Regions from separate parts of the Homo sapiens genome. Here all the other regions are linked to region 3. Evidence: chromatin contacts called from ENCODE Hi-C or POLR2A ChIA-PET data. All regions are on one chromosome and are shown on one strand. Each heading gives the region's core, a stretch centred on a gene start or an enhancer-like site at or near the end of the contact. The rest is flanking DNA. Distances are from core to core; before and after follow the strand shown. Region 1 holds the start of SYTL3 (synaptotagmin like 3). Region 2 has its middle 59 kb from the start of TAGAP-AS1. Region 3 overlaps EZR (ezrin).

Evidence for each region. Hi-C counts contacts between places; a loop is a spot of excess contacts on that map. ChIA-PET counts read pairs that join two places held with the same protein, here RNA polymerase II (POLR2A). Pooled maps may share reads with other maps.
Region 1: a pooled map shows a loop between it and region 3 (5-fold over the local background). The contact joins the promoter of SYTL3 here to the enhancer-like site in region 3. A Hi-C loop is called at or near these places in 17 of 37 single-sample maps with no recorded cell type and 6 of 50 pooled maps. POLR2A ChIA-PET finds 5 or more read pairs at or near these places in 6 of 52 experiments (CD8-positive, alpha-beta memory T cell, GM12878, HEK293 and 3 more).
Region 2: a loop to region 3 is called in a pooled map, with 2.7 times the contacts of the local background. The contact joins two enhancer-like sites. A Hi-C loop is called at or near these places in 5 of 50 pooled maps. POLR2A ChIA-PET finds 5 or more read pairs at or near these places in 7 of 52 experiments (B cell, H1, OCI-LY7 and 4 more).

Annotation. Positions count from the first base shown.
Region 1 is chr6:158,648,202-158,652,694 of GRCh38, reverse strand. SYTL3 (synaptotagmin like 3) reads right to left here and starts at 2,641. Exons shown (of 18, transcript NM_001242394.2): 1 at 2,617-2,641; 2 at 853-942.
Region 2 is chr6:158,937,958-158,942,876 of GRCh38, reverse strand. No RefSeq gene overlaps it. Among named protein-coding and RNA genes, the nearest start is that of TAGAP-AS1, 59 kb to the left of the region's middle. Within about 2 kb of position 3,261, at least 2 of the 41 ENCODE cell types and tissues checked have a DNase peak (open chromatin) inside an H3K27ac peak, as active enhancers do.
Region 3 is chr6:158,790,650-158,795,407 of GRCh38, reverse strand. The region is part of intron 2 of EZR (ezrin); the gene reads left to right. Among named protein-coding and RNA genes, the nearest start is that of EZR-AS1, 25 kb to the left of the region's middle. Within about 2 kb of position 1,792, at least 4 of the 41 ENCODE cell types and tissues checked have a DNase peak (open chromatin) inside an H3K27ac peak, as active enhancers do.

The DNA of each region.
Region 1 (4,493 bases), core at 1,392-3,891, 140 kb after region 3:
TGGTGGGCACCTGTAATCCCAGCTACTCGGGAAGCTGAGACAGAATTGTTTGAACCTGGGAGGTGGAGGTTGCAGTGAGCTGAGATCGCGCCATTGCACTCCAGCCTGGGTGACAGAGCGAGACTCTGTCTCAAAAAAATAAATAAGGCCGGGCGTGGTGGCTCACGCTTGTAATCCCAGCACTTTGGGAGGACGAGGCAGGTGGATCATGAAGTCAGGAGATGGAGACCATCCTGGCCAACATGTTAAAACCCTGTCTCCACTAAAAATACAAAAAAATTAGCCAGGTGTGGCGGCAGGTGCCTATAGTCCCAGCTACTTCGGAGGCTGAGGCAGGAGAATGGTGTTAACCCGGGAGGCAGAGCTTGCAGTGAGCTGAAATTGCAGCCACTGCACTCTAGCCTGGGCAACAGAGTGAGACTCTGTCTCAAAAAATAATAATAATAAAATAAGTAAATAAATAAACAGGCTGGGCTCGGTGGCTCACACCTGTAATCCCAACACTTTGGGAGGCCGAGGTGGGTGGATCACCTGAGGTCAGGAGTTTGAGACCAGCCTAGCCAACCTGGTGAAACCTCATCTATACTAAAAATACAAAAATTATCTGGGCATGGTGGCAGGCACCTGTAATCCTAGCTACCGGGGAGGCTGAGGCAGGAGAATCACTTGAACCTGGGAGGCAGGGGTTGCAGTGAACCGAGATCGTGCCATTGCACTCCAGCCTGGGCAACAGAGTGAGACTCCATCTCAAATAAATAAAAAAAAATAAAAATACATAAAAATAAATAAATAAATAAATAAAACATTAGAAGACTCACACGTGGGCTTGAATCTATAAAACTTGAAGCCTACCTGAGAGAGGACAAAGTTGAACAGGCGCTTTCTCTGAAAGATCACTGCAATTCACCGCTGATTCCGAGTATTCTTTCTCATTCGGGGAGCCTTTTACCACCCAAAAACAACAAAAAATATTACTTTAGAATCAGAAATAGGAATTCATGACTGAAATAGGAAGCCATGGCATTCATACTTTAAACTTGACCTCTTTGTATGGAAGAGCAAAGAAATGAGAATTAATATTATTATTTATTTATTTATTTATTTATTTGAGATGGAGTCTCGCTCTGTCACCAGGCTGGAGTGCAGTGGCGCGATCTCAGCTCACTGCAACCTCCACCTCCCGGGTTCAAGCAATTCCCCTGCCTCAGCCTCCTGAGTAGCTGGGACTACAGGCGCCCGCCACCACACCCAGCTAATTTTTTTGTATTTTTTAGTAGAGTTTCACCATGTTGGCCAGGATGATCTCGATCTCTTGACCTCATGATCCATCCGCCTAGGCCTCCCAAAGTGCTGAGATGACAGGCGTGAGCCATCACACCCGGCCGAGAATTAATATTATTATATCCTTCTAGGTACTACTCACAATTGTTGTTATGCTTTCTGTTGTGCCAACAGCTACTATTTATTTAGCTCTTACTCTGAACCAGATAGTTTAAGTACTTTGCATACATTATCTCTACTAATCCTTATTGCCACATTATGAAGTAAATGTACCCATTCTACAGATGAGGAGAGTGAGTCTTGGAGTGATTAAGTAACTTACCTAAACTCACACTCTAAACTGGGTCTGTTTAACTCCAAAACCTTATGCTTCATTTAGGCAAAGCAGCTAAGTTAGAATCTCCAACTATCTTGGCTAAATAATCTTTTCTACACCAATTCTAATTTCTTTTTTTCTTTTTTTGAGACGGAGTCTTACTCTGTTGCCCAGGCTGGATTGCAGTGGCAGGATCTTGGCTCACTGCCACCTCCGCCTCCCAGGTTCAAGTGATTCTCGTGCCTCAGCCTCCTGGGCAGCTGGGATTACAGGTGCCTGCCACCACACCCAGCTAATTTTTGTATTTTTTTTTTTTTTTTAGAGATGGGGTTTCATCATGTTGGCCAGGCTGGTCTCAAATTCCTGATCTCAAGGGATCTACCCACCTTGGCCTCCCAAAGTACTGGGATTACAGGCGTGAGCCACCGCACCCAGCCCAATTCTAATTTAATAAATCTTTAATATCTAATGTGCACTTTCCTCTCATAGTCTCTTTCTTACCAAGCAATTTAGAGATTAAGGAAGCTTAATTAAAAGAAATTTAAATTAGACCCTAGCTAACTTTTTTATAATTCCAAAATGATATTTATGTTCCACCTCCAAACGAGAAATTACGGATGATCAAAACAATAAAGTCGATTCAGAGAGAGCAAAATAGTAATAAACTGTAAGTATAAGAATTTGCAAACCAAAGAAGAAAGCAAATGACACTCTACCCTTTAAAAAAAAAAATCACACCATATAGCTTTTGGATAGTGTTTTTCTGTTTTGTTTTGGTTTTTAATTAACTCTGAAGTCACTTCCACCATATCACTTAAATCATTATTATCTCAAATGTTAAATGTATGTTATTCAATAAAATTACAAGATATCTTTTATCTAATTTATTATGTTTTGTTTCCTACCTTTTCAATGTCATAAATTTAAGAAAAGTTACAATAACTATAATCTCTACCCACCCCACTCCCCCACTCCTAAAACGACCTGCTGCAACGGCCAGCCATGCCTTCTCATCCTACCTTCGCATCTGCTTCAAGAGAAGAGACCAGAGCCGGCTCTGCAGAGAAGGAAGTCAATTCTTCTTGTTAGAGTAACTGACGTATTTCTCTTCCCTTCCTGTCGGGCACAGGCTGACGCAGTGCACCCTGTGTGGCCAGCCTTACATGCCTCGGTGGCTACTCCCACATCACTAGGGACCCAGGGAGCAAAGCCACCCCAAAACCACATCAAGGAGCTCTTCTATGCCAACATTTTACATTTTTAGCTGGAGGAAAGACCAGGCTGATGCTGGTGAAATGTTTCACCCTTCCTAAGGAAACTCCCTACAGAGACTACAGCCTTCAAATATTCAAATGTTCTCACATTTGTGAAGGGTTTCACATTGACTTCAGTGTAAATGACTAACCACATCTCAAAGAACAGCTATTAACTCAAGAATAATTTACAAGAAAGGGGGACAGCCAGGCCAAGAGCGATGAAGATTGTAATGAAATCACCAAGGGGAACCTTCAAAATGCTGTGCGTGTACTAGGTAGTATTACTCAGCACCGTGAAGTGTCCCTGCCCTGCTAACTCAGGCATGGCCAAGGACTTGCTCTGGAGAGCAATAAGACAATGAAGTGTGTGCAAAGGTGCCACGTGCCACGTAGGCTTGGCACCTACCGAGCCAGTACTGGGGCCACCATTCATTCTCTTTCCCTTCTCTTTCCCTTGATGACTCCAGACACAGGCTGCTCCAGCAACCTCGTCTCAGCATGGAGAAGACATGAAGCAGAGCCATGGAAGATCCTTGATGGTCATGGAGTGTGAGTGGCAAATAAATGTTTGCTGTCATCAACCACTGAGAGTGTAGGGCCATTTGTTTCTGCAGCTAACCTAGCCTATTCTGCTGATGTAGTGTGTAGTGTTTTCACAAACACAGAACTGAGCACCAAACTATTTAATAACTACTATAGCATGAATATTTACCCATTGGAACAAATGCCAGCGGAGGCCCTGCTATACCACGAGTTATCCTTTAGTTATTGGATCTTGGGGATGAGGTCCCAGGGAAGGGGCTGCAGTCACCAGGATTGAGAGGAAGAGGGACCCAAGAAGCTCAGAGCAGCCACTGTTTCATGGGGTACAGAGGTATTTCAGCACAACTGTGCCTCCGCTTCCCAGCTCAATAGCAGATCTAAATATAGGCACTTCTTAGCTAATCTCTTTAGCTTTTCTCAGCACAGGACTCTCACTTTAGATATGTGTCAGCCAGAGTTTCTTTTCCTTTACAACATTAAATTCCTCAGCCATGAGTGTTTCAACAGCACCCTCGTCCTCATCGTCTTCTTCTGTTACTATTATTTTGACTCAGCATGATCTCATAGTAACACACTTCTTGGCACAGGGGAAGAAAGGAAAAAATGGAAAATCCACAGGATGGCATTTGGACTATGAAGGGCTGCAGATTATAGCAGAACAACACTGCTGGATATTATTATTATTATTATTTTTTTTTTTTTTTTTTTGAGACCGAGTCTCGCTCTTTCACCCAGTCGGGACTGCAGTGGCGCGATCTCGGCTCACTGCAAGCTCCGCCTCCCGGGTTCACGCTATTCTCCTGCCTCAGCCTCCCGAGTAGCTGGGACTACAGGCGCCCACCACCGCACCCAGCTAATTTTTTGTATTTTTAGTAGATACAGGGTTTCACCGTGTTAGCCAGGATGGTCTCGATCTCCTGACCTCGTGATCCGCCCGCCTCGGCCTCCCAAAGTGCTGGGATTACAGGCGTGAGCCACCACGCCTGGCCTATTATTTTATTTTTTGAGACGGAGTTTCGCTCTTGTTACCCGGGCTGGAGTGCAATGGCGCTATCTCAGCTCACCGCAATCTCTGCCTCCTGGGTTCAAGCGATTCT
Region 2 (4,919 bases), core at 2,012-4,511, 150 kb before region 3:
ATATCGGGGGAAAAAAGAGGAGGCATTTCTACAGATCCTACAGACACTAAAAGGATAATCAAAGTACTACTAATGAACAACTTAAAAGTATAATAGAATATTATAAACAATTTATGTCAACAAGTTTAACAAATTAGAAAGAACAAATTCCTGGAAAGATACAACTTATAATGCAAGAAGAAAATTTTAAAATCTGTATAAACTTATAGCAGTGAAAGCATTTGGCATTCAAAGAATAGCAAGGCCAGTGTGACTGGAACAGAGTGAACGAGCAGAAAAGTAGTAAAAGAAGAGATCGATATGGAATACAACACAGCCATAAAAAAGAACAAGATCATGTCCTTTGCAGCAACATAGATGCCATTGGAGGTCATTACCCTAAGCAAATTAATGCAGGAACAGAAAACCCAATACCACATGTTCTCATTTATAAGTGGGAGCTAAACATTGAGTAAACATGGATACAAAGAAGGGAATAATAGACACCAGGGCCTACTTGAGGGTAGAAGGTGGGAGGAGGATGAGAATCAAAACACTGCCTCTCAGGTAGTATGCTTATTACCTGGGTGACAAAATAATCTGTACACCAAACCCCTGTGATATGCAATTTACCCATATAACAAACCTGCACATGTACCCCTTGAACCAAAAATAAAAGTTGGAAAGGAAACAAATATTTTTTTTTAAATAAAGAAGAGCTCAAAGAGGTAATAGAACCTAATCATGTTGAGCATTGAGGATCATTTCAAGGACTCCATTGGCTTTCCTCTGGGTGCAATGCAGAGTTATTCCAAGATTTTTAGCAGAGGAATGACCCAATTTTTTTTAATGGGATGTCAGTATTACTAACTCCTTAATAAATAAATATTGTCAGCCAGGCACGGTGGCTCACGCCTGTAATCCCAGCACTTTGGGAGGCTGAGGCGGGCAGATCACGAGGTCAGGAGATCGAGACCATCCTGGCTAACACAGTGAAACCCTGTCTCAACTAAAAATACAAAAAAAAAAATTAGCCGGGCATGGTGGCAGGCGCCGGTAGTCCCAGCTACTCGGGAGGCTGAGGCAGGAGAATGGCATGATCCCGGAGGCAGAGCTTGCAGTGAGCCGAGATTGCACCACTGCACTCCAGCCTGGGGCACAAAGCCAGACTCTGTCTCAAAAAAAATAAATAAATAAAATAAAATAAAATAAATAATACTGTCCACAGGACAAAATTCCTACCAAATATCAAAGCAGAAAATCAAAACTGGTTATAGAAGCTGAGAGTTTGGGTCAACATGCTCTTCTTCCTGCCCTACTTGGGGGATTTTGAGCAGGAAGCAAAGATGGAGATCTGATTGCTCTCCTCTGAGTTAGTTATCAGTTGATACACATCCTGGAGGATGTGTATGTAAATATCCTTGGGTTATTTACAGGAAGGCAGCAGCCCTGCCATGGAAATTGCCACTGAGGCTGGTCCTGGGACCAACCTTGCTCAGCCCTGTCCTCCGCCCATCTGGTCCCTCCAGTCTGCACATAGCCTTCCAGTGTCCTAACCTCATCTCTGTCCAGGGAAACTCATCTTTATGTGGGGATCCTGAACAATTCTGTAGACTTTCTTTTTTTCTTGAGACAGGGTCTCATTCTGTCGCCCAGGCTGAAATGCAGTGGTGTGATCTCAACTCACTGCAACCTCCACCTCCTGAGTTCAAGTAATTCTCCTGCCTCAGCCTCCTGAGTAGCTGGGATTACAGGCATGCACCACCACGCCTGGCAATTTTTTGCATTTTTTAGTAGAGATGGGATTTCTCCATATTGGCCAGGCTGATCTCGAACTCCTGACCTCAGGTGATCTGCCGGCCTCGGCCTCCCAAAGTGCTGGGATTACAAGCATGAGCCACCACACCCAGCCAATTCTGTAACTTTTAATCATCTTAATTCAAATCATAGAAATCCAAGATTTCTAAATCCATTATTTCAGAAGGAGACATTTGTTACATTTGCCCAAATATAAGGTGATATTTTTCTGTCCAAATATGAAACCCAAGACAAAAATGCATATTTGTGACACAAAATCTTATATTTGTGACCTTATAAAACCCCTCATACAATAAAGATCAAATATGTGTCTTTTCAATTTGAATCAAAAGACAAAAACACTCTTGGGGATGTTCCCTTTAGGAAAATGCAGTTCTCCTTGTATATGAGACCCATGCTATCCACCTCATCCAGTTATCTTTCTTGGTTTATCAGTACCATGGGAAGCTTTGCCTTTAAAAATATGTGTTATTGGCCGGGCGCGGTGGCTCACGCCTATAATCCCAGCACTTTGGGAGGCTGAGGCGAGTGGATCACCTGAGGTCAGGAGTTCGAGACCAGCCTGATCAACATGGAGAAACCCCGTCTCTGCTAAAAATACAAAATTAGCCAGGCGTGGTGGCCATGTCTGCAATCCCAGCTACTCGGGAGTTTGAGACAGGAGAATCGCTTGAACCCGGGAGGCGGAGGTTGCCGTGAGCGGACATCGCCCGAGATAGTGCCATTGCACTCCAGCCTGGGCAATAAGAGCGAAACTCCATCTAAAAAAAAAAAAAAAAAAAAAAAAAAAAAAAAAATATATATATATATATATATATATATATATATATATATATATATGATTATTAGAATGATTATTCTCCCTAGCAAGAGTTAATCTTGAATTTCCTATTTGTGATTTTCCCAGTGTGTGCTTTCTAACAGGAAGCTAGTCTCATTTATTTTCTCATAATGACAACTTCATGATAAAGGCCTTGCCCAACAGAATTCAGATGTTACTTGATGTTACAAGTGTTACTTCAGGTGACACCTGATTGCCTTTGTCACCATTAGCATTTGGAGCACTAGTCAGGGAGACACTGATTTTACTCATTACCGCTTACATTTAAGACACAAAAAGAGCTAGCGCTATTTGATGAATTGTCAAAGGCAGGGAACTCGGGGAAATGATGGCGGAGGCCTTAGTCCCACGCCGGAGCGTTTGAGGTCTCACTGCCAGGAAAGAGAAGGAACTGTTCGAGCAGGAGGGCGATGGGAACGGTGTAGCGATCTGTGACCCAACTGAAAGAGGAAGGCAGTGGGCAGCAGTGGGCAGAAAGCGCGCCGGTGGCGCTGCAGCAGCCCGGAGTCGCCCGGAGGCTGACCCAGGTGGGAGTGCTGGGGCTGCATTTAATGAGGGTGTGCCCGCCCCTGCGCGGACGTTCCCCGCCCGTGTTCACTGCGTACTGGGTGCGAGGTCAGCAACACATTTTATGAGGGACCGACGGCCTGCTAGCTGCTGGGGGCAGGTAGGGAACAGTAAGGAGAGCAGTCAGCGGACCTCCTGAAAAGGGGCGGGAGCCATGCAGACAGCCCGCAAGAGTTTCCCAGGCAGAGGGGACTGTCGAGCCCCGGAGGTAGGGACAGATGCATCCAAGGGAACACAGATTGCCACACCGCCAGAGAACAGGAGAAAGGGCCTCGGGACAGCAAGCCACAGGACAGAGGGCTCGGGACAGTGGGCCATGGGAAGGACGTAGGGCAGAGGAGCACAGAGCTTGTCCCAGACACTGAGCCAGGCAAGGGGGACACAGAGAGGAAGTTCAACTCCTGGTGGACACCAGGAAGCCCAGGAGAAAAGCAGGACGTGCTCGGTGGTGGAGGGCGGGCGGGGCACCAAGGAATGGCCGCAGTGCCGGGGCCGCAGGTCTAGGAGGGAGCCCTGGACTACGACAGAGGATGAGGGAGCCTTCCAGAGAAGGCGGCAGGAGAAGGCCGAGGAGCGAAAGGGAGTGGGTTGGGTTCCCGGGAGCTGAGGCCCAGAGTGGGAGCCACAGCCGGGGGCCCCCAAGGGTGGAGCCCAGGGAAGGGAGATGCGAGGAGACTCCAGGGCGCTTTGACAGCGAGTGGGGCGTGTCCCCAAGGCAGCGGAGGAAGCTGCAGTGTCGTCCAGGAGTCGGAGTTTAGGAGGCGTGGCGCAGTCCTGGATTTGGTATAGTCACACTCATCAGAGCAGATCACAGCACAGGAGGAAATGAAAGACAGTGCCAAGTACCTACCGTGTCTTTGAGTTTGAAGGCTGACTGTGATTTCGCCCTCTAAGGGGTTCCTCTGCTTTCAGATTTTCTACAATGATTATGTACTTAGAGTGGAAAAAGAATGCTTTAAAATAATCAAACTCTGATTATGCACAAGCACTCAAATAGGAGCTGGAATCAGAGAAGAGAGAGACAGAAACGAAGCCAGTCTCAGAACAGAAAATTGACTACTTGTGCGGAATCCTGTCCACGGAGAACGTTGAACTTGGTTTCCAGTGCGGACTAAATGTGAGGGGCACTAGTTTCTGCGCCTGCTGCTCTCCCTACCTTCCTCCCTCCTTTTCACCTGCCGACTCCCGCTGGCCACAGTCTCAGCTGGGACTTCACTGCCCCGGAAGCCTGCAGGAGCTGCTCCCCGCCACGTGGCTCTGATCCTCTACTACTGTGCTGACCTGGGCCCCCACCTGCCCTCCCAGCTTCCTCTGGGCCACCTCCCAACAGGTGCCCTGTCTGTGATGGGCTCATCCGCAGGGGCCTCTGCTCAGAGAGTCCTTCCACCTCTCCTCAGGTCTAACTCAAAAGGCCCCAGCAAGAACCAATACCTCCTCTGTCTGACTTGCCTGTCTGCGCCACTAGAGCATAGTAGGGACATTTTATCCACTTTGATATCCTCAATAACCACCATACAGCAGATGCGCACTGTGGCTGAGGCAAGGGAGGGATACGGGGGGAAACTGAGTCTGGATCAGGTGGAACATCCAGATAGAAACGCAAAGCCGGGGGTCAAAGGCGAGGGCTTCAAACTTGGAAGGAAGGCAATGGCTAGAAATTAAGTGTTTGTTTGTTTGCTTGTTTGTTTTGTTTGTTTTTGAGACAGGATCTGGC
Region 3 (4,758 bases), core at 543-3,042:
TAGAGATGGGTTCTTGCTATGTTGCCCAGGGTAGTCTCAAACTCCTCGCCTTGAGATCCTCCTGCCTTGGCTCCCCAAAGTCCTGCGATTACAGGCCTGAGCCATTATATTTGGCCAACAAATAGAATTATTTATTTATTTATTTATTTATTTTTTGCGATGGAGTCTCACCCTGTCACCTAGGCTGGAGTGCAGTGGCGTGATCTTGGCTCATTGCAACCTCCGCCTCCCAGGTTCAAGCGATTCTCTCTCCTCAGCCTCCTGAGTAGCTGGGATTACAGGTGTGTGCCACCACATTTGGCTAATTTTTATATTTTTAGTAGAGATGGGGTTTTACCATGTTGGCCAGCGCTGGTCTTGAACTCCTGACATCAAGTGATCTGCCTGCCTTGGCCCCCCAGAGTGCTGTGATTACAGGTGTGAGCCACTGCGCCTGGCCTAGACTTTTTTAAAGAGTAGATTATTAAGCAAAGGGAGAGTATAAACAGTATTGGTTTTTCATTAGCTTCATCTGTACCGTCAACCACATGGTTCTTTTTGTCTTGGTAGTGGTACAGGAGTAAAGTTAAACTTAAATCACCACCAACACCCCCAAGCTAAGCATAACTTTTAAAAGTTTTTAATATTTTGGCAAGCCTGGGAGAAATATTGCCCTTTTTTGGGTAGATCTTGGATGACTAACTGCTTACTATACACACACCTGTACTACACGTGATTGCGTTGCCTTCACTGAACACCGTTTTTGATAACTGTGTAATCTGAGGGGAATTACTAAGACAATAAAAACTGCAGACCACGCGCTCTTTTTCTCCAGTCTGCACATAGTTTGGATATGTGTGGTGGTGTGTTTAAGCCCATGGACTTGAGTTTTTTATGGGACAATCCTTGTGTGTATCAGAATCATACAGTCCCAGTACCATCTTATTCCTCTGGCATTATTGAAGATACAAGAACCAGTTGGCATTCAAATATGTTGAGTTCACTAAAAACAGTTGCTGATGAGGGAAACCTAACACCCTGATAATAAAATGGAAAGTTGGGATTTAGATGTGTTTTCTCAATTGCCAAAGCCTGGTGGTGGTGGTGCTGGTGCTGGTGCTGGTGGTAGTGCTGGTGGTGGTTGTGGTGGTTTTGAGTCTTCGCTGTATCACCCAGGCTGGAGTGCAGTGGCGCGATCTTGCTCACTGCAAGCTCCGCCTCCCAGGTTCAAGCAATTCTCCTGCCTCAGCCTCCCAAGAAGCTGGGACTATGTATGGGCACGTGGTACCACGCCCGGCTAATTTTTGTATTTTTAGTAGAGACGGGGCTTCACTGTGTTGGCCAGGCCGGTCTCGAACGCCTGACCTCTAGTGAGCCACCCACCTTGGCCTCCCAAAGTGCTGGGATTACAGGCGTGAACCACTGCATGTGGCCCCAAAGTCTGTTTTTTTTCCCCAAGCCCTTGGATAAGTAGACAAAGTATGTATGTAAATGGTCCTGTCATCTCAGTGAATGTCTCATTTTAAATTTTGGTGAAAGCTTATGCTGTATTGTAGCACATTATTTTATCTATAACATTGAAAATAATTGGCCTTTCTAAACATGGAACTGTTTATCATGCAGTAGGGTAAGGCAGTGCCATGCTGTGGTACTTAATCTGGGGAGGATCTCCTCCCTTTTCCCCATAGAGCATTTGGAAATGTGTGTGTGGATGGGGTTGCTTTTAGATGTTCCAGTGACTGGGGACACTCAGTCATTGGATGGCTTAAGGATGCTAAACGTTCCTGAGTGCTTGGGATAGTCTTGCAGAATGAATACTTGTGCTGTCCAGAATGACAAGAGCACCCCCAGTGGGAAACACTAGTAGGGTAATGACTAATCAAGTAACAGACATGCCCTTTAACTTAAAGCAGCTCATTAACATAGTATTCATTTACCTGTTTAGATTTTGAGTATCTTCTCTTCAATCTCTATGTAAAGATACAGATTGTAGAGCCTGCCCTATGTATGAATATATATATATATTAAAACTGTGATTCTAAGAAGGGGTTCTTAAGGTTCTGGTGTGTCCCCAAATCAGAACTGGAAATTATTCCTTTTAACAGGGCCAATGGATTCCTATTGCTGGTCCTAGTTTTATTACTGCAGTGCCAGAACAACTCCCTGATCATCATTTTTATTTTTTTAAAAGAGGATCTCACTCTTTCATTCAGGCTGGAGTGCAGTGGCTCGATCATAGCTCACTGCACTCCAGCCTGAATGATTTTTTGTAGAGAGATGGGGTCTTGACTTGTTGCCCAGGCTGGTCTCAAATTCCTGGACTCAAGTGATCTGCCTGCCTTGGTTTCCCACAGTGCTGGGATTACAGGCATGAGCCAATGGGCCTGGCCTCCCTGATCTTTAGACTTGCAATAATTGTTTGAGGTTGCGTACCATAGGGAATGATTGCCCATGGGTGTTGGAGCATAGGTAAAAAATTTTGTGGAATGATCGGACCAGCTAAGAGTTGGCATTGTGTTGGAGCTGCTGGTGCTCAGATGAAGTCCTTTTGTTAGGAGGTGTAGATTTGTTGACTCATGCAGAACTTCTCAGTAGCTTACTTTTTTTTTTTTTTGAGATGGAGTCTTGCCCTGTTGCCCAGGCTGGAGTGCAGTGGCCCGATCTTGGCTCACTGCAAGCTCCACCTCCCGGGTTGATGCCATTCTCCTGCCTCAGCCTCCCGAGTAGCTGTGACTACAGGCGCCCGCACACCTGGATAATCTTTTCTATTTTTAGTAGAGATGGGGTTTCATCGTGTTAGCCAGGATGATCTCCATCTCCTGACCTCGTGATCTGCCCTCCTCGGCCTCCCAAAGTGCTGGGATTACGTGAGCCACTGTGCCCAGCCAATTTTTAAGTTCACTTTCTACACGCTACTGGGTTGTTAAAACCAACCTCAGTAAAAGTATCCGTTTTACAAGTTACTTGCTTTTTCAGGCCAGGCACAGTCAGGAGTTTGAGACCAGCCTGGCCAACATGGTGAAACCCTGTCTCTACTAAAATTACAAAATTTAGCTGGGTGTAGTGGCTGGCATCTGTAATCCCAGCTGCTTGGGAGGCCGAGGCAGGAGAATCGTTTGAACCCAGGAGGCAGAGGTTGCAGTGCTGAGATGATGCCACTGCACTCCAACCTGGGCGACAGAGGAGACTCCATCTCAAAAAAAGAAAACAAGTTAATTGCTTTTTAAAAGGGTTGTGTGAACTTTCAGTCAGATATGAAACTGTTTCAGAACCAAAAATAAGTTATTCTAAATTCCTGCTAGTCAGTTTGCAAAATGCTTAATATCTTTTTAATGTTAATTATTAGCTTTGGTTTCAGGAGATGTCATTTTCACACTGTCTTCAAACTTAGAAGAGACTCAGGTTTAGAATTTGGAGTCTGGGCCGGGCGCGGTGGCTCACGCCTGTAATCCCAGCACTTTGGGAGGCCGAGGCAGGCAGATGACAAGATCAGGAGATTGAGACCATCCTGGCTAACACGGTGAAACCCTGTCTCTACTAAAAATACAAAAAATTAGCTGGGTGTTGTGGCGGGCACCTGTAGTCCCAGCTACTCGGGAGGCTAAGGCAGGAGAATGGCAGGAACCTGGGAGGCGGAGCTTGCAGTGAGCCAAGATCACACCACTGCACTCCAGCCTGGGCGACAGAGAAAGACTCTGTCTCAAAAAAAAAAAAAAAAAAAATGGAGTCTGAAATCTCGTGTGCATGGACTCTGGTCATTTGTCTTTGTCCTAACCAGACAGTGGCCTTCAGTTCTAATTGTACTTGGGGTTCCCACTTCTGAACCAGTAGATAGCAGAGAAAGAAAGGTGGCATATCCAGGGTTCTGCATTTGTGAGCAAACGCCCCTCCACTTTAGTTTTAGTGTGTTATGTCATTGTTGGCTTCTGTGTATGTAGCTGGAGCTGCATTTGTTATTGAGATATTTGACTTGGGGCTGGTTTTCCCATCTCTAATACATGCCCTTGGAACCATAATTGAGAGAAATGCGTGCTTTTATTTTATGCTTCATAACAGCCATTTTGTGATTTTAAAAAAATTACCAGCAGGAAATGAAAGAAAAGTAGGTTTTTATATTTTAGTATGATTAAAGACTTTAAAACATGTCTCGTTGCCTCCTAGTAAACTTGAGTTCTTTAACTTCTGGACTTGGGGATTGTGGAGAAAACTTTTGAAACAAGATCTGGAAAACGATACTTCTGTACTTGTTGTACCAGTCGGGGAGCCTTTAAGGGCATATTGGATGCATGTTAGAGGATCTCTCAGTCATAGTCTTAAATGTTATTGGGACGGGGTGGGAGCGGCTGGGGAGACTAATTATGTTCCTGAAGTAGGAAGTGACATTTGGTGAGTGCTTAATATTTCTGGTTCCCTGGCTGGATAACGAAACCTCTGTCGCCATATACTGGCACAGGTAATACGTCCTTATTACATTTACACCTGTGTTAGGAAGAATCCGGGATAGGTATCTCTCCAGCTTCTGTATATTTCACTTGAAAAATGGTGAGAAGCAAGCATTTCTTAATATTAAGCATTATAGTTGCTATGTGGCTCTGCTGTTTTCTTTGGGACAGTGACATAAAGTAGCCAGATTTGAGTGTTTTTCATACACTTTAGTAAATCTGGGTTTTCTCAAGTGATAAATTTGAAAACTGCCTTGATGTAAGTGGGTTGTTTTGTTGTTGTGGTGGTGGGTTTTTTTTGTTTGTTTGTTTTGAGATGGAGTCTTGCTCCGGAGCC